Regions from separate parts of the Mus musculus genome. Here all the other regions are linked to region 1. Evidence: chromatin loops called from intact Hi-C (ENCODE). Cell type or tissue: left cerebral cortex. All regions are shown on one strand. Region 1 overlaps Adgrb3 (adhesion G protein-coupled receptor B3). Region 2 overlaps Adgrb3 (adhesion G protein-coupled receptor B3). Region 3 overlaps Adgrb3 (adhesion G protein-coupled receptor B3).

The links. A loop is a pair of places that touch in the nucleus more often than their neighbours do. Peaks named below come from ENCODE experiments on the same cell type or tissue, not always from the same donor. Only the 100,000 strongest peaks of a DNase experiment are listed, where the experiment ranks them.
Region 2: a loop joins it to region 1, with 6 times the contacts of the local background. A loop is called at or near these places in 3 of 42 quality-filtered maps.
Region 3: it touches region 1 in a loop (4-fold over the local background); 3 of 42 quality-filtered maps call a loop at or near these places.

What each region holds. Positions count from the first base shown.
Region 1 is chr1:25,162,136-25,170,135 of GRCm38, reverse strand. The region is part of intron 19 of Adgrb3 (adhesion G protein-coupled receptor B3); the gene reads left to right. Among named protein-coding and RNA genes, the nearest start is that of Gm20172, 110 kb to the left of the region's middle. In left cerebral cortex, no CTCF peak of the experiment used is centred here; DNase peaks (open chromatin) are centred at 2,827, 3,511, 3,921 and 6,360; H3K4me3 peaks cover 330 bases; H3K27ac peaks cover 4,194 bases.
Region 2 is chr1:25,100,665-25,108,664 of GRCm38, reverse strand. Adgrb3 (adhesion G protein-coupled receptor B3) reads left to right here. Exons shown (of 31, transcript NM_175642.4): 26 at 7,137-7,232. Among named protein-coding and RNA genes, the nearest start is that of Gm29414, 77 kb to the right of the region's middle. In left cerebral cortex, no CTCF peak of the experiment used is centred here; DNase peaks (open chromatin) are centred at 768, 3,110 and 3,827; H3K27ac peaks cover 4,289 bases.
Region 3 is chr1:25,077,576-25,085,575 of GRCm38, reverse strand. It overlaps Adgrb3 (adhesion G protein-coupled receptor B3), which reads left to right. Exons shown (of 31, transcript NM_175642.4): 29 at 1,297-1,332. Among named protein-coding and RNA genes, the nearest start is that of Gm29414, 54 kb to the right of the region's middle. In left cerebral cortex, no CTCF peak of the experiment used is centred here; DNase peaks (open chromatin) are centred at 414, 3,030 and 5,973; H3K27ac peaks cover 1,808 bases.

The sequences.
Region 1 (8,000 bases):
CACCAGACACACCACCTCCACACACAACACTTTGATATAATATTAAATATTTTAAACCGGAGGAATTTGAGAAATAAGCATTGCACAAACGTCTGTCCTTCCACTCTGCCTTTCCTTCCTGAAGCAGGACATATAACCTGACAGTGCTTTCTGACTCTACCCTAAAGAAGACTAGGTCACAAGACTAGTGAGGGGCGTCCTTTCTTTACTCAGATGAAGAGTTGAGAATCTGAACAGTAAACCTGATGAGTTTCCTGCAGTAGCTTGTTACCATGAGCTTAAAAGCTCTGCCCTATCCCTTCCATGACTGCCTATTCTTCAAACCTGCCATAAAACTTTGTAGTTTAGGTGTTACTTGGGGATCATATTTTATCATGAGGGCTTCCAATCATATGTCTTTTACATTAACATAAACATATAATTTCTCCTTTAGTAAACCTTTTCTTTTAGGAGCCTTAACCATGATCTCAGAAAAATTTTTTCCTTTTCACTACAAATATTTTGTAGAAATAGTAACATGAACAGTTACTATTATGAGGTCTAGCAAGTCCCTATAAATTGTCTACTAGATCACCTCCATTTTCTCTCTTTTGTTTAGGAAATGATTGACATTTAAGGTAAAGAAAGGCCTATTAAATGCTTTTCTTTCTCGAGACTTTTTTTTTTATCCTAAATGATAAAAATTTGTAAGTATTTGTAACAGACAGGAAGTATGATGCTTTCATTCATATATGTATATATGAATATATATATATGGAGAGAGAGAGAGAGAGAGAGAGAGAGCTACACAAACATATCTGGTTAGGCTGATTAATATGAATTATTTCTTGTGCTATCATTTTATTTTTGTATTGAGAATACTAAAAATCTACTATGTACAGTTTTACAAATAAAATATGTCATTGAATAGGTCAACTCATTCTTGGTGTCTAACAGAAATGTTTATATTTCTTATCCAAACTCTTGCTTCCAGCTTCTGATAACCTGCTCTTTACTTTTATGCAAATAATGTTTTTATACTCCAAAAATAGTGAGACCATGCAGTGTTTTTCTTTCTGTGTTTCTTTCACTTAACATAGTATCCTCCAAGTCCATTCACAGGATTCATTATTTCTCAATTTCTAGTCAGTGTTCCATTACGTATATGCTTCATAGTTGCGTTACTCATCCATCCATTGACTGACAGGGCCTTAAGTTAATTTTGTGGTATTACAACACAGTACCAAGTCACAGTAATTTATAGCAGTTGGGATGTATTGGTTCATGATACCTCGAGGTAGGACACCTAATATTAAGACACCAGCCCCTTGGATATCATCCCATGGTAGGTGGTAGATAATTATGATGGCAGGAGAGTGAGTAAATAGTAGCTCAGACTCCCCTTACCCACGTGCTAGAGGGCTTGATCTAGACTCACTCTGCCTACCTGGCCTAATTACTTTTAATCTGGCCCCTCTTCTCAGGAGTGTTGCAATGAGTATTAGATTCTAACACATACTTATGGAGAACACGTTCAAAGAATGTAGACAGGTTGAGTCTGTATCTTGGCTCATGTAATAATTGTTCACTGAACCTGGGAAAGTAGCTGTTCTTAGACATACAGACTTCATGTCTTTGAATATCTATGCCCTGTAATGAGATTGCTAGATCATACAGGTGTTCTATTTTTAATTTTCAAAGAGGCTCCATACAACTTTCCACAATAACTACACTAATTTGCATTCTCATCAACAGTGTTCAATGCTATTCCTTTTTCTGCATCATCTCCAACATTTACCTTTCAATTCTGTCATAATAGCCAACTTGATAGGCGCAAGATAATAGCTTATCGTGGTTTTAATTAGCATTTCTGTGGTGATTTGGGAATGTTGAACAGTTTTGGCTTCATGTTCATTTTGGGCTTTTGTATGTCTTCTTTGGAGAAACGTCTATTCAAGCCTTTTAAGAATTAGATGATTTCATTTCTTGCTGATTAGGTGTTTGTGTTCCCTCCGAGCACTTATAAACCAGATCAAGTAGCCCTCTGAAGAACGCATTTATGTAATCTATGTGGTAGCATTTTCTTGTTTTTTCTCTGTGTTGCTCTCTCTGCTGTGCCCCCTCCAGATTATAGGAAACTACATTGGTCAGATTCTGTTGCTTTCCCGTCCCTGGGTTAGAACATCAAGGTGATGTTGGAAAATGGATGACCAGAGGAGATGGTGACAAGATGGGGCAGACTGAGTCACCTCTTTGTAGTTCTGTTTCCTATTGGGCTCCAACCACTGTTTCTTTCTCAACTGGAAACTCTCCATGAGTTCATTTGCCTTTAGGTAGGCACTTCTGGGCTTATTCTCCCTTGTCCCAACACATGCAAGCCCCTGGGTAAGAGACATAATAATGCTCACATACATCTGTGCAATATGCAAAAATGAAAGACAAAAACATAGTGGATCTTTCTGTTTTGATAAATATATCTTCAAAATGCTATATTTAAAAAAAATAGTTGCTTCGGAATCCATGGAGTAAACAACAGCCTTCTCTTACTCATTAGGCAAGAGGGTGTGATGTGGCTACTTACCCTACTATTCATTCTACCAAAACTCTACTGTCTAGGAACTAGAAAAATTCCATGAATGGGACATAGCACTAAAGAACAGGCACCATATCTTTCTCTTCTCCCTGTAAACAGATAAGTCCTCTTATCCATCTCAAGGCTGTGTTTTGGGATGCTCTGGGAAGGGAGAAGATAGGACTAGGGAAACAGCGTGTTCAGGATATGGCACTACACCGTTCAAGTTGGGACAGAAGCATGATCTGCAAAGGAATAGTAGCATCTGTGTGTTTATGCTCTCCTGACCCACTTTCTTCTCCGGGGAAGAAACACAGCTGGGAAGAGCAGGGTAAGCATTTCTAAAGTTCTGATCCAGAGCTCTGGTTTTCGACTATCGCTGATTTTGAAGGTCTGTAGCATGGTGTGGTAATATCTTTCTGATTTTGCTAGTCTCTTGGTTCTATCTCTTCAGCTCTTCATTAATCTGTTGAACTAACTCCCTGTCTTAACGTCTCATTTTGAAACAACCAGAGACCTTCTACTCACCCTGACTATACTCCAATTAATGTAAATTCATTAAAGATATAGAACATAGATTGCAGAAACATTTCTATTCAGTCAGTTGCTTTCATATGAGCTAAAGCGAATAATCCACGTTATGAAGACAGATTCTGACGAATAACCTTTTCTGACATTCTAACACATGTGCATTTCAGAAGTCATTTTCCAAAAGGCATTGTGTATTTGGCTGTACCTAAATCTGCATATGGAGTTATAAGGTAAATAGGACAGATGGAGGAAAATAGAAGTGGGATATTTCAACATTCCATCCAGGCACAGGGGCAAGAGAGTGATGGTGATTCAACTAAATACTGTGTCTTACCCAATATAGAGCTTTTTGATGGCAAGCTGCAGCCTTGGGTCTTCTACAATCCACTCAAACACTTCCCACATTGGATCTCGTTCACATATCACTCTACCAAGGCAGTGCACTGCTAGCTCTTAAAATAAATCTTACACATATGGTTCTTATATAATGAAGACGAAACCTGTGCAGTGGGGCTGGAAATATTCACATTTGGTCTCTGGATAACGCTCAGGGAGAGATCCTGCCTGAGTTATGTAACGATTCAATTCCTAGGTTAGATTTGTTTGTTTGCATTTTCCTAGAAGGCAGAGGAATTTGATGTGCATCAGACTTTTGTGCCTTGCCATTTTCTGCTAAGAGATAAGATTTCATGGTTGAAGAGTCATGATTTCAGTAATAAAATCTTCAATTCTATGTTGATGACATAATGTGATATCGCCCTTTCTAATTCGTCGCTGGTAACATTGTTGCTAAGAGAAAAATCAAGCATCTATTTGGCATTGTTCTGCCACTTGCGTTGCTATGCTCGTAACTCTCCCACTGCAGCAAGTCTGCTCTGGCAGATGCTGCAGACGGCTGAGATTTGGCAGGAGAAAGAAAGGCAAAGTACTCATTGTCTGGTGTTACTAAAATCCGGAGCCAACTTTAAATTATCAATGTCAGTAAAGGCAAGGATCTCTTAAATCCAGAGCTCATCAATAAGTTATAATGGAAGAGGAGAAACAAGAAAGTAAAGTTTCATTTGACCAAACATTACTGTCTTTTCCCTGTATTTTTCTTTTTTGAGTTAAGATTTTCTAAGCTAGAAAAACAGATCAAGCCTTTCCAAGATCAGCACTGTGGCTGCTAGTGCTAGAATGAGGAACTTGGCTATCATTTTCTTTTCTTTTCTTTTCTTTTTTTTTTTTTTTTGAAATGGGTATATGTGACTGCCACTCACAATTTCTAAGTTGAAGTTATTTTCCTGGGTAACATAGCAAGAACAGAGAGAGAATGATTTTCCAACAGGGACAGGCCACTGGAGAGGAAAGGAAAGCAACCAGCCTCCTCCAAAGGCTGAACAAAGGATTGATCGTACTACCTAGGAACAATAATGCCAGGAACCTACCCAACTGAGGAACAGGAGACTCAGGACCAGTGCAGATGTCACTGATAGCATAGCTGTGTCCTGGGACCAGAAGTATCACGTGCAACCAGTGGGAAGCGAGTATTGCTCCTTTAGACTCTCACCAATGTGCGATTGATGAGATGTAATAATTCAACTTTACTTTGGATTACTTGATGCTGTCAGAGAAGAAAAGGAAGACAATGTAACTAACCCACAGTGCAACTGAGAGCTGTCACTTTTCTTTCCTTGTCTCCAATAGATTGTTCCTATCTAAATGTTGATATCTCCATTATTCATTTTTTAGACAAGATCAGCATATGCCTATGAATCAGTAAATTCTGTTAACTTTGGGGAAGGAGGAGAGATTATATGCATGCTGATAAACTGGTAATACCATAATTTCCTGAACAGAATGGTGTGCATCCCTTTCCAGTTGGTCTGTGTAGCTATGCTTTTTTTTTTTTTTTTCTTGAACTGGTACTTAAGCAACTAAGCATAGTTACCTATGTCAAACAGGAAACTCTTCCTTCATTCCTTCCTTCCTTCCTTCCTTCCTTCCTTCCTTCCTTCCTTTCTTTCTTTCTAACTATACATTTAATTGCTATCTTGACATTATGTTAGCTGTGACAGGAGACAGTGTTTACCCTATGAAAAATTCACCTTGTAAGAAGTATGGTAAGTCCTCCATTGGGTAAAACGTTTAGACCATCTATATCCTCCAATATCACCATAAGTATATATCTGTTCATATGATATATAGGCCTTAGGCCTTTTCATTTGTTTTGTTTTTTCCCTTGCTATAATTTCTTTTCTTTTTTAAAAAAAATTTTATTAGATATTTTCTTTATTTACATTTCAAATGTTATCTCCTTTCCTAGTTTCCCCTCCGAATATTCCCTATCCCCTACCCCCTCCCTGCTCCCCAGCCCACCCACTCTCATTCCTGGTCCTGGCATTACCATACACTGGGACATAGAGCCTTCACAGGACCAAGGGCCTCTTCTCCCATTGATGACCGACTAGGCCATCCTCTGCTACATATACAGCTAGAGTCACAAGTTCCACCATGTGTTTTCTTTGATTGGTAGTATAGTTCCAAGGAGCTCTGGGGTACTGGTTAGTGCATATTGATGTTCCTCCTATGGGACTTCAGTCACCTTCAACTCCCTAGGTATTTCTCTAGCTCCTTCATTGGGGACCTTGTGCTCTGTCCAGTGGATAACTGTGAGCATCCACTTCTGTATTTGCCAGGCATTGGCAGAGCCTCACAGGAGACAGCTATATCAGGCTCCTGTCAGCAGGCTCTTGTTAGCATCTGCCTAGTGACTGGGTTTGGTTGATGTTGATGGGATGGATCCCCAAGTGAGGCAGTCTCTGGATGGCTGTTCCTTTAGTCTCTGCTCCAAACTTTGTCTCTGTAAGTCCTTCCATGGGTATTTTGTTCTCCCTTCTAAAAATCCCTAAAAAGGATTCTGAGATTCTGGGCTAATATCCACTTATCAGTGGGTGCATATCATGTGAGGAAACTTTTTTTTTTTATAAAACTCAGGGTAGCCAAGATGTTAGATATTCAAAGAGACATAGGGTTGTTGTTAACAGCGGTTACAAGTAAGATTACAGTGAGAACTTCAAGGGATTGAATACCTCCTGTGGATGGGCATTTCCTGGCATGCTGCACCCCAACAGGGCACTCTGCAGCGTTTCTATTTCACCTCTTCTTATGTACTCACTCCATCTTCACTTCTGTATCTCACTGATCCTCATCTCTCAAATGTTCGCTTTCAGACTCGGCAACATACTTCCCATGTTAATATGAATTTATTCTTCCTTGGAAGTAATTATAACCCTCCACATGTCAAAAAATTATGGGACAGAGTGCTGTTCAGCTTGAGTCGTGTTCCAGCACATGAGGCGATAAAAACGCTTTATCTGAACAGTACTCCATGTAAAATAGATATTTGTGTTCTCACTTGAATTCTTCAGAAGCAGATGGCCACTTTCTTAGTAATAAAAATAATTCTCCTCACTTAAAAGACTTTTATTGGAAAATATATTCACTGGAATTGTGTCATATTGTCACCATACCATTCCTGTGGGTAAGACAGAGCTTATAAGATGGAGTTTCATGTAGTTTTTATCAGGAAGGAACAAACCAACATCTGTACTTGGAATCACCTTCAGGACACCTCCTGAAACCTCAGGTTTCTTAATAGGATGAGAATTGATTTGTTTATTGGCATTTTCCTGTGTGAAAATGTATTGCTGTTTTTTATGGAACATATTAAAGTGGATGTCAACAAGGTAATATCAAAGCTGACATTCCAGCTGGACTTTCCTGCCATGTGTGGATAAACTCTCATCTTTTTCACACTTTTTTTTTCAGAAGCAAATGTGGGATGCTTGATGGAGCAGTGTATTAATAGCTGAACTGTGGGGTTTTGTGAGCAACTGTAGGTCCTAGGAGCTCTGTCAGTGTGGTAAAAGCTGGCAGCTTGACTTTTATTTCTAGCAGAGATAGCCACTTATACATATTATGTATTAGGAGTAAGACACACACACACATCATATACATGTATATGTGTCATATAAACATATATGTATGCATGTATATATGTATGTATGTGTGCGTGTGTGTGTATATACATATACATATACATATACTTTACATATACATATACATATACATATACATATACATATACATATACATATACATATACATATACATACATATACATATACGCGCAGTAAGTGCTCAGCAAATAAAAATATAAGAATGTGAGAAGAGAATACTTGCCAAAAGGTGACTTGAACCATACAACTTGAACCAAGAAGGCTCTCAGTTGATAGGTTAGATTTTCATTGCTGTGACAAAGTATCCATGATAAGTCATTTAATAGGAAGTACTGATTCTTGCGGTTTTGGAAGTGTAAGTTCCTGGTCAACTGACTTCCTCACTTTCACCTGAGGCAAGCAAGAGCACCATGGCAGAAAGGACATGAGGGAACAAAGCTACTCCAGCATGGAAGTCAGGAAACAAAGAGAAAGGCAGAAGACACATTCTCAAGAGAAACACCTAGTAACATATTTCCTTCCACTATGTGTTGTCTCCAATGACCCACTTCCTTTCCATTATGCGCTATACCTTAGCTTCCACCACCTTCCAATATTGCCATGAAGTTATAAGTTTGTCAACGGATTAACCACTGATTGACATTCAAAATCATGTTGATCCAATCATGCCCCAGAGTCCGTGCAGGGTAACCAAGCATTTATTTAACACATAAACCGTTGGAGTCATTTTATAATCAAGCTATAATTATTGGTAATTTGGAGCCTTCCTGGGATGAAAGAGGTAGCCAAATAAATCAATAATTAAGTGTATCTGGCCTTTAACTCATAATAGAAAGTTAAGTTTTGCTTGCTATGTCTATTTTTAAACAAGAAGTATACATTCAAATTAGTTTTCTCTCAAATGACATTATTTTGTC
Region 2 (8,000 bases), 61 kb after region 1:
CATGCTAATGTGCAAGGCTACTGTCTATGTGTTCAGATGTGGACCAAAGCAGGGCTTCAGTCCTCTGGCGTTCTCTGCCTCAATGCCTTGAGAAGACTCCTTGAGAGCAGAAGCTCTCCCTTTGGTTAGATAAACTGGCAAATCAGCTCTAGGGAAACCTGCCTCTGCTCCCTGCTCTTCCACGAGCAGATCACAGGTTTAGAGCTGTGCTGGTTCTTTTACATGGGCACTAGGAATTCAACTCAGTTCCTTGTGCTTACAAAGCAAATAGTGACCCACTGAGCCATCTATTTATTTTTATAATAAGAAAACTGGCTATCTAAATAGCTGCCCTTGATCTTTAGACCTGGCAAACAGTATTGAATACCATTTTTTGCTTAACATTATAGTTGCTTCTTCTAAAATACCTTTGTTTTTCTGAGTCGTTTGAGCAAAGGTATCTAAGGAAAACAGAAGACAAAACAAAACAAAACAAAGATTGAAGAAAAATGTTTTAAAATATTTAGGTATCTTATTGATCACAAAATAGTATGTACAGCCCAGACACTAATGTTTTCTACCTAATCAAATTGTATCTAGTAGAACAAGCAGATATTTCCTGCTTTTGCTGATTAGAATTCATTTGGATTGAACAGATAAGAACACATACTATTTACTATTCTCCTCATTGCTATGGAAATGAAACTACACAAGAGTTATGAAACCTTTGAAATAGTTCCCGTTGCTAGGAAACCACTTTCTTGGTCCCTGCACATTCTTCTCATCTCTGTCTCTGGCTGTGCCAGACTCTAAGACAATCTTACAGCTTGATGTCAGATGGGGAAAATAACAAGCTTGTGCTACAAAATAAGCTACAATAAAACCCTGCCGCTAAGTAGAAGAGAAAAGGGTGCTTAAAATTTGAGCCCTATGTGGATGATCTTGTCATGCCTGCCTGTACATCCTGTGGCCGTTCCACAATATTAGTGTCAGAGCCTGGGTTCTCTCCTCTCTCTCTCCCAAGCTCTAGCATGAAGGTCAGGCTGTACCAAATAAGGCCTCAAGTGTTCATTCAACCCTGTGAAGCAATTTTTTCAGGAAAAATTTTAAAATGAACATAGATAGTGTGGCTCCCTCCCTCCCTCTTCTCTCTTCCCCTCATATCAGAGTTCTAGTTAGAGCCTTAGGTGGCCTTGGTTACAGTTACTTGATCCAAATGGTATCTGAAAAATGGTGAATGTATTTTCCAGCATTAGTAAGTAGCCAAATGTGGAGAGGATTCGGGGCTTGATTGGAACACTTTTCTTGGAAGGCAGACACTTAGCACATGGATTAGGAGACAATTGAATCATGCATTACCACCGTCCTGCTTCTCAGACCGGATGGAAAATGCCAAAAGAAAATCATTTGAAGATTTCATTGTTTTGTTTTGTTTTTAGTAAAACAAAGCATGTGCCTTAAAGTAGGAGAATGACAAGGAGCAACAAAATAAGCCTTGGCAGGAAGCGTGGAATTGACACAGCCTAGGAGACCATGCTGTTAGTCCTACCACCATCTCACCCCACTCTGCATCCAGCTTCTTGGGCCAGGATGTGTAAATTTTGCAGCTTCTAGGTTAGGCTTTCCCAGGATGCCCCAATCCCAATTATACAAGGAACATCTGCATCCTTCTCTGTCTTCATCCGTTTGTGTGTCCAGGTGCACAAGAGGTTAATGAAGCTGTGAAATCTAGCTGAAGAGGAGGCTTCCGTGAACAAGTTCAGACATAGGGAGCCTAAGACACAACTTGATACCCTGCCATGCCTGCCAGGGAGCACCCAACTGTGATTTATGGTTCCTCTAAATTCCTCCAGTCACATTTCCTTCCAGCTGCCCCCAACTTTGGGGATCAGCATCATGCCGCTGTGTCCGGTGAGCAGAGGCTCTGGACACTGGCAGCTTGACAGGCAGCTCCCACTTCCCTCCTCTTCGATCCTCAAATTCTCGCCTTCCAGCTCTGTTATACTAGTATAGGGAGCCAACGTGTTCTGACTAAAGGGATAAGATGAAAACATATCTAGTTATTCCCTTTTTAAATGTCTTTTTTTTTTCCTATTCATTCTTTGGCTTGAAAAAGTTCAATCTTTGTTCAGCACATTTGAAAAGATAGAACCAGAGTGGTGGTGTCCTGGAATGAGGAGGAGTTTTAGGCAAGAGACATGGTTTTATCTTCAAGTCTGTCACCTATCTCGATCTAAGCATGAGCTTGCTCTTCTATGCATCACCGCAAACCTGTCTGCCTCAGAGGCCATGGTTCTAGGCTGGAATGAGAGCCTTCTGTGAAGGTGTAAGGCATGGTGTCTAGCATCTCTTCTCTCCACCCCTCACATTTGCACACGAAAGGAACGCTGCTACATTTTTCAGACCGTGTGTTTGAAAGATCATCTAAAGAAGTTTCCGTGTGCCCCAAAGAGGGACATTAAAAAAACTAATTTGTAGGTCAAAAGCATAGGAATTTCAGTTAGCAGTTGGTATATCCCCCAGCACTACGGAAACCCAGTAAAGGTGTATCAGGGCTGGAATCTGAGAATGTACTCTGAACCTGGCATTGCATAGCAGACAACAAAACTTCCTTTTTGTTTGCTTGTTTTATTTCATGAGGAGAAAGTCCAGTAATTATTTTTTAAATGTGAAATCCCTTGTATTAGTTAAGTCAATTGCATAGTGTTGATAAAACTAAGACATTTATTCATTAATGATTAAATATAAAATAGAATATTATGTTGAAAATATCTGTGCCATTTTTTCAAGAATGAAACAACAGATGAGACTGTAGACATAAGACTTAAGAAAACACATAGAATATATATGTGTGTGTGTATGTATGTATATCCACAAAAATAATAACAATTTAGTACAAGGTTAAAACTTGACTTAAAATGATCTTGGGAGTTCACAAGAATTCATGAAGAGTAGCTCGAGGTAACACTGTCTTATTTTCTAAGAGGTGAAGATTTGGTCTGAGCAGTTGAGCAGCTAAATGCAGAGCCTGTTTCAAACTGTGCAAGTCTTCCCTGCGAGGCTTGTGGGGTTTGTAACACGGCCAATGGTGCTGGATGCTCCTCCCCTGCAACTTCTAAATCTGGCATGGACTTTGCACAGTGACTCTCTGCCAGCTGTCTCTGGAGTGAAGACCAATTGAGAAGCCCTCAGCTTGCTGCTGCTGAGAAAACCCAAATGCTGCACTCGGTGAGGGAGAGACAGGAGGAAGACATTCCCCTGCAAACTGTTAAGAACTAAGATTTCATCCAGGAGAAAGACTAATTCCTTTCTAGGCACTTTTCTCCAACATAATATTCTTATTGATTATTTAGAAAATTCACATCATGTACACTCATTTCCCAATGTTCCTAGGTCCTTCTCCCACCCTTGTGGACCCCTTCCTCCCAAAAGAAAAAGAACACACACACAGACACAGACACAGACACAGACACAGACACAGACACAGACACACAGACACAGACACAGACACAGACACAGACACAGACACAGACACAGACACAGACACAGACACAGACACAGACACAGACACACAGACACAGACACAGACACAGACACAGACACAGACACAGACACAGACACAGACACAGACACAGACACAGACACGCACGCACGCATGCGCGCGCGCGCGAGCGAGCATGCATGCATGTATGTATTTTGTGTTTCCCATATACTCACTTGAGCATGGTCAAACTCTCAGTAGCCAGCCCTTTCAAGGAAACTGAGTCCTTCCCTATCTGCATCCCCACCAGAAACCCTTGATTGTGGAGAGCGAGCATCTTTCTCATGTTTTTATCACACCCGCCTTTGAGAGTTTCCTTTTCAGACTGTCACTCTATTGAGGGGTGGAGATGAGGCTAAGGCTTGTCACAGAAGACTTCTATATCCTTTTTCAACTGTGAGTCTCCAGTCACTGATACCACTGCAAAACGAGCCGCCCCTAGCTGTGGTTTGGAACTTAAATACACACAGCGCTGATAGCTATCACTGTATTCTTAAAGATGTCTCTGTCTATCTCCTTCTCTTGATTTCACTACAGACTATCAGACTCCCTTAACGTCCCCTAAATATTTTATAGTTAGTTATATATCTGTTCCTTGCTATTCTATCTTACCTTTAGGCCTATCTGATCATCACTTAGAATGACAGACCTATTTCAGAATATTTCACAGAGAAGACATTTTATAATCTAGATAAGAAGTGTGACATAATTAATGTTAAATATTTCATTGTTCCCCCACGGATTCATTTAAAAATTGGGTTTACCAGCTTCCAAAGAGGGTTTGAAATTTAATTTCACAGGAGCTCAGATTTGTAATGATAATATCTAATAATAAACTTTAAATAAAACTGTTAAGTAAGAAATTGGTTTTCATTAATAGTAAACCAAGGACATTTACTGCCTAGCCTTATAAATATAACATTGACATAGGAAATTCAGGGGGACTTTAATTTTAGTATGGCATAGAATGACCTATTTGTTTTCTCTTTGCTATTTATTTTTGTTTCTCTAGAACTTGAATTTCAAACGATTTCTGTTTTTCATGGGTATAATTTATATTCATTCACTAAGGATAAAACCCCCTGTTTACCTGCTAGAAAATTCAATTATCAAAATGTTTGCAAGTGACTAGAACCTTGTTCAGATACTATCTTCCCTTAAGCTCCTCTGTGGTAAGGAGATGAGCCCTGTGCATCTTGTCTCATCATTTCCTCCCACAGTGTTGAGCAAATATTTAATGCCAATCCATTTAGATAGCCTCCGTGTGTTTTTAGATTAAAAAAAAAAAAAAGCAAATAAAGCATTTGGAATCAAATAAAATTTCCCCTCAAATCCTTATGAATGAGAATTCTCCACTAAAAATGTCTTCGAATCTAATTCTTTAAAACCTTAAAATGACCTTAAACACAGTGGAAAATTTGGGTGTTTTTCTGTCTTCTACCTCTGTAAGATTACATTGACTGATAAAGCTGATGTCACTCTCCAGGGTAGACTTGCCCTTAACCCACTGTCATGTTTGGAAGTTTTTCAGTTAAGGTATTGATTTTTATGTGGTCTAAGTGTATGTTTTGAGAGAGAGAGAGAGAGAGAGAGAGAGAGAGAGAGAGAGAGAGAGAGAGAGAGAGAGATTTTGTAACTATATCAATCCACCAGACGATAATTTGGAAGAGAAATTTACAGATTTTGCTTTTCCTTATTTTAATATCAGCCACTAAATCTTTGACAACTATTTGACAATGGCTTTGAAATCAAGAACACTTAGTGAGGACCAGTGAAATTGGTGCTTAATATTGCTACTGTCAGTGGAGACACACAGCCCTCTTCCTTTGAAGGAGATAAGAAACAGTTTGTTCTAGAGCCAAATATAACTGACCAGGGACCAGGAACACATATTTAGGTCAGCCAAAATTCCATGTTCCAACACGGTAACCCTTTGATGATGTTCTTATCATAACAAAATATAGTTATCCATCAAAGCACCTCCCAATTAGAAACATGAAGAAGACAGTGATAGTGAAATAGGGGATTCCCTGATACAGCTGACATGAGGACCTTCATTCCCACTGCAGTGTTTTAGGTTTTGTGTATGCTGGTATTCAGAAAGAGCTTTGAAAGAAATCTTCTCTTAACAAACTCCCAAAAGGCAATGATCCTAATGTTTATTTTCCTTTATAAGTTGTTCTTTAATTATTGTTACACCTTGTAAAAACAGATTTTTAGCATAGACCTGCTTTTCTGACAATGGCTTATAGGATATTTTTTTTAAAAAAAGAAAAACAATAATTCGTTTAGCTCATTCAGACTTATGAATAAGCGAAAAATAATGAGAACCCGGCAAACACTGAACTCATTGCCAATTTTCTATTGTTGCTGTGTCCTTTTATAATCTACAATGACTCCTTGATCTAAAAAGGAATTTCCCAGAGATATTTAGGATGAGAGAGGCATTGCTCCGTCCCAGGCTTGTCTGCTTCGCTGAGAGAAACTGAATGATTCGCTTCTCCTGTTCATCTGGGTCTTCGCAAAAAGGAATCAGAATAGATTTCAGGGCAGCTGGACTCTCATTGTGTTGAGCCAAGAAATGTATCTGGGAACCGATCATTCTTTTGGAAGAATCTGAGATTAGCAATATTAGCATCATAGAATAGAAGTGATCAGAAGACACCTGCTCTCAGTCCCACTTCACAGAAATTGACTGCACCACAAGGCAAGAAAACCTAGGTAGGGAGAAGGCATCGGGCAGATCTCATTATCGGGCTGGCAGGGTAGTTTGTGGTAGCGACTACTCAGGTCCATATCCCAGATCCTAATTGCAATTTGGGGAGAGTATTGATGACTCAAAACTATGTAGGAGGGAGACAAAAAGACAAATTCATGGACCCAGGTCTTGATCCGTTCTGTTCTGTTTGGTTTACATTTGTTTGTTCCCTGGCCAACATATGTGTTATACGCATCTCACAGCCAAACTGAGACAGGAGGTTATAGAGCTGTGCTTTTCAAAAGCAAAGATCCATACGTGCTTACCCTGTCGTCTCTATAATAATGCTTCCCTATAGGGAAAACACAACATCAGCTATGTTTCTGATAACAATAGAACAGATTGTAATAGATGAGAAGGAGACTATCAAACACATGAAGTCAGATGAAGGATTTTTAAAAAAATGACTTGACCATAGATTTTGGATAAGTAGCCCCCTATGAACAAATTTATCAAGAACTTATGAGAGGCCTAAGGGGCCACTGGAAGAAGGATGTGTGTTCTGGTGCTGAAGTGTCGTGGAAAAGGAAAACAATCAGTGCTCTTTGCCTCTATTGAGATTTTGTAGTACCACAATTAAAGTAGAGTTCTCAGAAATCTCTTATGCTATGTTCATGCTGCATCCAGAACCGCATAGGATGTTAAGGAAGGACTGATCTATATAACCAATTCCAGGCTAGCCAGGGATAGATAATGAGGCCTATCTCAAAAACAAACAGGTAAACCAACAGGTAACAAAGTGAGTCTTCTACCATACCAGCAAAGGAAGTGTTTTCTCATAATTGATGGCCAATATGGACAGTCTCTAGTTATTATTGAGAAAAATGAAAATTAATGTTTTTTTTTTCCTCCCCACAGGTTCAAGATGCATTTAGATGCCGGTTGAGAAACTGCCAGGATCCAATCAATGCTGATTCTTCAAGTTCTTTTCCTAATGGACATGCTCAAATCATGGTGAGCTTTTATTTTCCTTCTGGTTGATAAATAAAGTCATGGTTTCTCAAGAATATATATAATAAACTCCTTGTTAATAAAATAGTATAAAGTTACAAGTTCTCCTTAGGTCATTATGGCTAATACATTGGGAACTGGAGAGAGGACTTAGTGCTTAAAAGGCCTTGTTGCCTTTTCAAAGGACCTAAGCTCAGTTTCCAGCACCTGTATCCACAGCTCATGATTGCTCATAACTCTTGCTCCAAGGATTTAATCCCCTCCTCTGGCTGCCTGTGTTCCCCCCATGCCTGGATGGGGACTCACAGACACGCACATGCACACACGCACTTAATAAAACAAACTTTTGAATTCGGTAAAGACTTGGTACTTTGATGACCACTGACTGTTCTTCTTGGATTGCCTTTGAATCAAGGGTCTGCTGTTGGTAGCGATGAGTGTTTAGAATGGTGTCTCAGACAACAGTGAGGAGTATTTTCATCTAGTCTAGAATTCAAGATAATGATTTTTACACAGAAGCACTGTGGACTTTCACATTTAGTGTTTTTTGTTTTGTTCTTTGTGTGTGTGTGTGTCTGTATGTGTGTCTGTGTGTGTGTTGTGCTTTTTCTCTTTCTCTCTCTTTTTAGTAATTTTTAATAGTTTTATAAAACAGGTTTTGATTATGCTTCCTACCCCAACTTGGACTTACTTGAATATTAGAATCCACAGAGGAGCTGCAACTCAGATTTGTTAATTATGAATATGTACAGGTAGCCCCAAGTAATGGTG
Region 3 (8,000 bases), 85 kb after region 1:
CCGAGATTAGGCTGCACAGGAGGTCCTGGTTTTATAATGACAATTTTAGCTCTAGCTGCAGGAAAGTCATATTTTTTTAATAACACTCATAACAGTCATAATGGCAACTAGATCTGCCATAAATCTGCAGTCGAAACCCTGAGAAGCCAGTGATGTTAAGGTTGTCGATATTGAGCTGGGAGTTGGGAGGTGGGGGTGGGGGGACAAAACATGATCTGGCCAGAAAGACTGTACGTTCCCTTAGGTTCCCTCCCCAACTCCCTCAGGGAGGGGCAGGGGGGAGTCTACTTAAAGAAAAAGCACAGCAGAAATTTTCTTTGTTCTCTAAAACTGTGGAGATCTTTTTATAAATTTACAGGCATCTCCCTCTCCACCTCATCCATTTTAAGAATCGGTGGCTTCCTGGAGCAGATGCTAAAAATACCATCTCCATACTGATATCATGAAAGTCCCATTATCACATGAGCTCACATCCACTTTGTTTTAATCATACTTCCTGATTGTATCAAGCCCACTGACTAATTACTTTATTTCATCAATGCACGTGTACCTATAACTAGATTTGGGTGTTTAACAGATTTAGAGTCTGAGAGAAACACTGTGAGACAGTGTGTTGGGGTGTAGAATATCTGTTGCTTGACTAAATAGGAATTAAAGACAAAAACAAGCAAACAAACAAAAAAATGTTCACTTCCTAAGAACTAGCAACAAGAAGCGTTTTGGCAGGAGATGACCTAATTTTGAGAAATTTGTACAAGACTGACATATAAACATCAGAGCATAACCAGACGGGCAGGCAGGGTTTGCTTGACATCAAGTGTGGTTTTTAGAACACTGGAAGCTGAAGCAAGAAGCCCCTAAATTCTGAGAACAGCCTGAGCTACAAAGCAAGAGCATATTTAAAAATAATCTGGGTGTCTGTTGGGGGACGTCTAAAAGTACAGAGGTTATTTTCCCAATTTTACGTTTAGTCCTCCACGTCTGCAAAGTGGTTTTTGTTAAAACTGGAACCATTTCCGGATTGAATGAAAATACATTTCACTGAAAACGAGCATTAGTACCCAAAGTTAAAAAAAAAAAAATGTAATATCCTCTACCTTTAAGTGAAGTTCGAGGTGAAAATGGAAACATACTGATGGAATATTTTCAAGTCAGAAAAATAATCTTAATGGAATCATATAACAGGGTTATTAATAATACTGGGATTATTTTCATTGAATGTAATGATGTCCATTGGTTTAAGTGACTAAACATAACTTTATTGTTTTTCTCCTTCCTCTAAAAACAAACTCACAGAGAAGAAAATCGCGGTATTCTGACCTTGACTTTGAGGTGAGTTCCTATGTATTACTTTGTAAATTTAATTATTGAATTCAAGATCGCTTTATAACTGCTCAAACGTAGCACTGTATGGAGCTCTAAAACGAGGATCCTTACTGTTCCCACGACTGGAAGAAAATGATTTAGAGTTGTGATGACTCCTCCAAGGAAATGCTCAACTGACGTTTTCTAGTCAAGGAAAGACCTACTTTATGACTGTTAGCAGTAGATAACTTATAGTGGAATCGAATCAGTCCATTCAAGTCAGTGGACGTGGGAATGCCAATTTCCTAAGTTTTTTTTTTTTGTTTTTTTAACCTAAGTCATTTTTTTCCAGTTTTACTACAGGAATGACCTGTAGAAATCCCAAGGGGATGCCTTGGCGGGTAGGCAAGTCCACGTCTGCGGCTCGCTCACTTGTCTTGTACTGTGGTTCCTGTCCTTAGGGTCTCGGGTGTACATTTGGCAGCATTTTCCCAGTAGCTAGTATTGGTGTAATGTGTGCCTGTGTTTGCTAAATGTCTTTTCACAGATATAAACAAGATGAAGATTTTCATTTTCTAATTTGCATTGAATTTATATTGATGCTGGTATTGGTACTGGAAGTCACAAAAATGATACTGTCTAAGCAGCTTACGCTTAAGTACAAAATTAATGATCTTTAAGTATCACATAAATGCACTTATGCGGCTTGGTAATTGGATGAGATTCATAGCCTGCTGACATAATTGGGCATAATATAGGATAAATTTCTCCAACATATCTGTACCCTTGTGATGCATACATAGAACACAATAGTCTAAACAGATATTCCTGAAATTATAGAGGCCTCCTGGTACATGGAAACTTCTGACTAAATCATTCCATTTGTGTAAGTGAATGTACTGTTCTACAATGTACAATGCATATCAATGTGAAACTTGGTAATTTTATCTAATATGAAGGTGAAGGATGGGCTCATGCTAAGAGTCCAAGGGAAATGGGTTTGTTTAGTAGTAACTCAGGCTCTATGCTACAAAATAATTATCAAGAGTCCAGCATCAGTGCTTAAATCACAAATATCTGGGCAACCTCATTGTCACCACAAAGCTTGGAATTTACATTTCATTGATGTCTAACTTTTTAAAAACAAAACAACCAAATCCGTCAAAAAAAAATTAAAACTATTTAGCAAACTTCACATCGCTGTTGATGTCCTTTAAGAAACAAATAATGTTTTAATCCTTTAGGTATCCAAAGAATAAAGGATCAAACTGTATCTGTTTTTATGTGTCATGTGCAACATGAACTTTCTTGTGACCACCTAAAATAAGTTTTGTGTATGTGTTGTGTGCGTGTTTGTGTGTGTGTGTGCACGCTCATAGGTGTTCATGTGCATAGCCTTGAAAGCAACAATCTGTTCTGTTATCACAAAAGAATGAACATACAAATTAACCCACTAGGCCTCAGTGAGGAAATATAGTAAAAACCTAGATCTTAAACTAAGCCTCACTACAAACAAGTTATTAATAGCAAAATTAAACATAGAAAAGAAACCATAGAACCTGGGAAGTGGATCTTGGGGAGTTTAAGGCCAGCCTGGACCACATAGCAATTTCCAGGCTGGCCGGAGTTCCGTGGTAAGAACAGGCACTAGGAAGAAAGCAAATCGCACTGTGTCACTGAGAAGGCTAGAAGAAATGTGTTCCTTTTCCCAGCTAGTCTCTATGGCAACCGCTAGCAGCTTCCCTGAGCAGATGCTAGACCTCGCATTCCACACATAGAACCACAATGTTAAAGATATCTGTTGGTGGAGAATAGTTACAACATAGGAGCTGCGTAATTTCCTTACCTCTTTAACCGCCGTAGTTCTCACTGGAATACTGTAGAAATTGAAGTTTTGGGGAGAAACACTGAAACAATACTTCTCCCCTATTAATAGCTTCGTGTTACTCCCTTTTTAATACATGTACAATTACAGGGACTGACAAGTTCTGTTTCAAAAAAATTTTTTTTAAAAATTAATGCTATCACACTAACACAACATGTAATTGTAATTTTGGATTGTCAAGCCAATTCCCCACCTGCTTTCTAAATGTGGACTCAACTAGTTGACTTTATGTGAAGCTCCATGCTACCCTTCTCACTGAGAGGGCTTTTTATATAATGATCACCTTACATAGTTTACCCTTACCAGGCTGCCCTGTGGACTCCTGAACGCGTCATTTTATCAAACTTTCAGCCTTACACACTACCCAAGGCTCCTATCCAATTCTAACATTTCATTAATTCTTTTGCCTTAAACCATGAGGATTTCAAATAAACAGACAAGCAAACAAGTTTGGGTTGAACACTGTCACATTGAGACCTAATTATTGTGTGAAGATTAAAATAATAACTTTTTAAAAAATTAGTCATTACTACAGCTGGAGGAAAAGTCCTTTCCGAATGATAGCATTTATGATAGGCCTGTATTCCTGGCCAAATAAAGCAAAAGGTAGACAGACTAGCTGTAAAGTGGAGAAATGCTAATTCTTACTCTCTGGAAAGTATAAAAAAATATGGTAATGCTATCTCTATGTTATGTGACAAGATGTCCTCCTCAGTGTGTATGTTAGCTTCCAGCAGAGGTCCTGACATGCAGTGAACACCCATTAAATTTTCTTTGCAGAATGAATAAATGATTAAAAACTGTACAGCTTTTTGACAGAGTTTACTCTAATTATAAACTTTTGAAGAATACTTGAGTTAAGGCATACATGAGTATAGACAGCAAGCAGCTGTGGATGAAGCAGTTCAAAGGGATCCACTATGGGCTGCAAAGACAAGCACATCAAACAAAGCCACACCAAACATAACCCGAGGACATAAGTGGCAGTTAGAAGTCCAGAGGGAAGGCAAGGCATGAAGGCTTGCTTCAGTGTGGCACGCCCACAAAACGAGAAGTCAAAATTCCCCTAAGCAAGGCTTAGTGAAAAAGAAACACAGGATGACATAAAAATCTTACCCCCACAAGAGAAGGCAAAAAGGTAATCCCATTTGACTGTACTTTGTTTAGCTTTTTTATTTCTTTCTAGTGGGAAATAATTTGTTATGGTCTGACAAATAATTTAAAGATGACAGTGTTATAATAATATTCAGGGTAGACTGACAGGGTAAAATAAGAACTTGTAATATCAGTTAAAATGGCTAACCCAGGAAGGAAGTGACGAGCTAGCCATTACAGGTGAACCTGTGAAATTCTGTCTTTAATTGAAATTGGGAAGGAAGGACAAAGATGACTATATATATATATATATATATATATATATATATACAGGGCTTGCAGTGTTATATATACAGGGAGCAGAAACAAGGAAGCAAATGGGCATCTGGTTAGGATGACTTCCAGTGTGCTGCTGGCACAAAGGGGCCTAATATGATTCTAAGAATCAGGCAACTGAAACTATTTATATTAGTGGAGACAAAAAGCTCAAGGAATTCCTGGAAACACAATTCCAAATAACCATTATGAAATGGCCATGCACAATAATATCTGTTTCATATATATATATATATATATATATATAGAGAGAGAGAGAGAGAGAGAGAGAATTTTTTAAAGTCTTCTCTTCCAAAAGTAGACATGAACCTTGTCTCCTTCCACTGGAATCATGTGTTCTTTAAAATATCTTAGGCTATTTCCCACATAGCCACCAAATCCATGCTTCTCTGAGTTTCCTCAATGGTGTTGAGCAAAGAGGGACTGTAGGCACAGACGTTAGATAATAGAGGTAAAAGAAAAAAAAAGAATAATTTGATATCCCCAGAAACAAAGCTGAGCTAAAACACATGGTTTGTATTCGTTTCTAAATAGCTGGCACACTATTTTAAAGAAAGGTCTTGTTCAAAACGGGGTCATTTCTACTTTGGCCCTGACCCTCTACAGTAGGTACAAATCACTAAGCAATCAAGGGATATTTACAGGGCATGTTTTGGAAGGCAAGCAATTTGAGCAATTTATTCTTAGACTGTATCCACTTTTTCCGTATCATTAATTTAAACTGTTTCAGAATCATGAATTTATGACAAAATCTACTCTTGATTGGCACTAATGAAATGTATCACTCATTTAGTTTTCTTACACCTGTGCACACTTTATTTGAAAACCAAGGTACATTTGGAACACACATTCTGTGGTCACAGGCGTGATTCTGGGGATGCAGGTTATTAACAGTCTGGAGTTAAGGATTCGAAGCTCGTCAGCCCCTCACAATATGGCTTTCAGAATTAGGCTTAGCTCCTTCAGTGTTCATCTTCTCTTTTTATCACTATGATAGCAATGTCACATTTCAAAAGGCCACTGTAGAAAGAAGAATGAATTGCATGGCAATAATGAACAAAAACATCAGGTGGTTTATTCAAGTAGGTATGGACAATGTCAGTCTTGGTCTATAAAACTCTAAGGCTGGAGATGGTGGTTCACCGAATTTGATCCAGGTGAGCACGGCTTCTCCTGGCGCTTAAGTTGAATTAAGAAAGAGTTTCTGACATTCCCTAACAATTTCTGTCTGTTCAAAGAATCCATTCACACTAGTACATCTTCTCTTTAGGATTCAGACTTTTTCTCTATAGTTCAAATACAACTCTGTGATTCACACTTCTAAATTTGAAGGTGAAAATCACCAGTTTACTGCAAATCTACTCTCAGTTCCTCAAAACCACTTATGGAGGGGGTGGGAATGCACAACAGGATGAGAAAAAAGAAGGCAGGGCTTCTAGCTAGAGTCATTAGCACAGATGCTCCTTGGGGCTAAAGAAATGGCTCAGTATGCATAGCTCACAACCATCCTGTAACTTCAGGTCCAGTGGGGATCCAATGCCTCCAGCCTCAGTAGACACCTGAACTCATATGCATAAACTCTTACACAATCACACATATATACACACAACTTAAAATAATTCTAAAACTTTTAAAGTAAATGTCTCTTCAAATGGAGAAATGTTCTTAATGGAAGGAGAAGATATGCCTATGCTCTCCATTCATTTTTTTTTTATTCCATTAACATTCAATAAGCAGCTATTAGCTACTGGAGAGCATGCTAGCTGTCAAGGACTCACAGATGAAGAGATCCCTGTCTATGAGGTATCCTGAGACAAAACATGAGCACCGGTATTAGAAATATCATTGCGGTACTGCATAGTTATAGGAACTCACTATCCAGATATCCTACTACAGACAATGCATAACCACTCCCTAGTTTTTACTTTTCTCCCATCTGCACAGAACATAATTTAAAACTCTGAGCTGTCCATACCAGTATGCTTCCTGAATCTCTCAGATACATCCAAGATAGCATGCTGAGCTGATGTGGAGACTCAGCTCGCTTATCACTTGCAAGAGCAAACTGCCTCCTTCAGCTTCAGCCTCCTGGTCAAGGAAGTGGAGATAATGGCTGTTCCCAGGGTTACCGTGAGGCATCAGCAAAACAGCAATGGCTGCCCCCTCTTAAGTGGCGCTTGTCTGTGCGGTGGTCCACATATAAGTGCTTTACATCCTTGGTGAAATCTTCATGGTAACCCTTTAAGGTTATCCTCATTGCTGCAGCTGTAGCTACAGGGAGACCAGAGTTGAAGTTGAATTTATAGACTGTGTCTATGTGAGGAACTATCAGACTTGGCATGCTCCAAGAATTCGAAGGGCTTTGAAGACATCTTAGGAAGCAGTATGTACTTAAGACATCAGGCTCATTTTTAGTTTCATTTTTAAAAAATATCCAAATTATAATGAATGTACTTTAACACATCACTCTTTCTGTAATACCAGTGATGGGTGGGCCCCAAAGATGCCCTCTCTTTAATTACAAAAGTATATACATTGAAAGAAAAGAATTTTAAGAGGCATGATTGCTGTGTCTTTGTTATTGCTGCTGTTATTGCTTTCAATAAAAAATGAAGAAGAAATAAAGAAATTAAGCAGCTTGGGAGAGCATAAATCCATGTGGTCAGCCTGGTGGTCATCTCAGGACAGAGGCTCATTTATCCTTCAAAACAACGTTTAATAATATTAATTTGAGGGGAAAAGGAGATTACTATATACTGATTTGTTATTGCAAGACACTCCTACAGTATTTGCAATGAAATATGATGAAAGTAACTGAATTATGTACACATTGCCAAACAAACTATAAATTTGTGTTTTTACGCAGAAAATATATGTAGAGTTTTTAATCATCATTATTACATTTTAGAACACTGAGGTATAAATGGAGTGTCTATAGATATTGATTTCTTTGGGAAACTGGATATTCAGGTCACAGAAGAAAGAAAGTAAGTAAATCTTTAAGTTAATAAACATCCAAGAAGAGTCATCAAATTCTCTACAAAGGTACAAAGATGTACTTGAGACTATCTATGAAAGAAGAAGGAATTATAAGGGGAAAACCAAACAGCCTGTGTCAGAGATGCGAGCTGTTTGTTGCAGCTGTAATTGATACCCCTTCCAGAATGCAGGCTATTATTGCTATGGTGATTTCTGGCAATGCCACAGTGGCCATTTCAATTCAAAATTATTATCTGGCAAGAGAATATATTTTCAACTAATGTTTGCAAGTAGGAAGGGCTCTATATTTCAGCATCCAAATTTTCATTTCCCTCCATATTTATTGCAGGATACTTTAGCTTTATTATTAGAATACCTTTCACAGAACTGTGAAATAGTT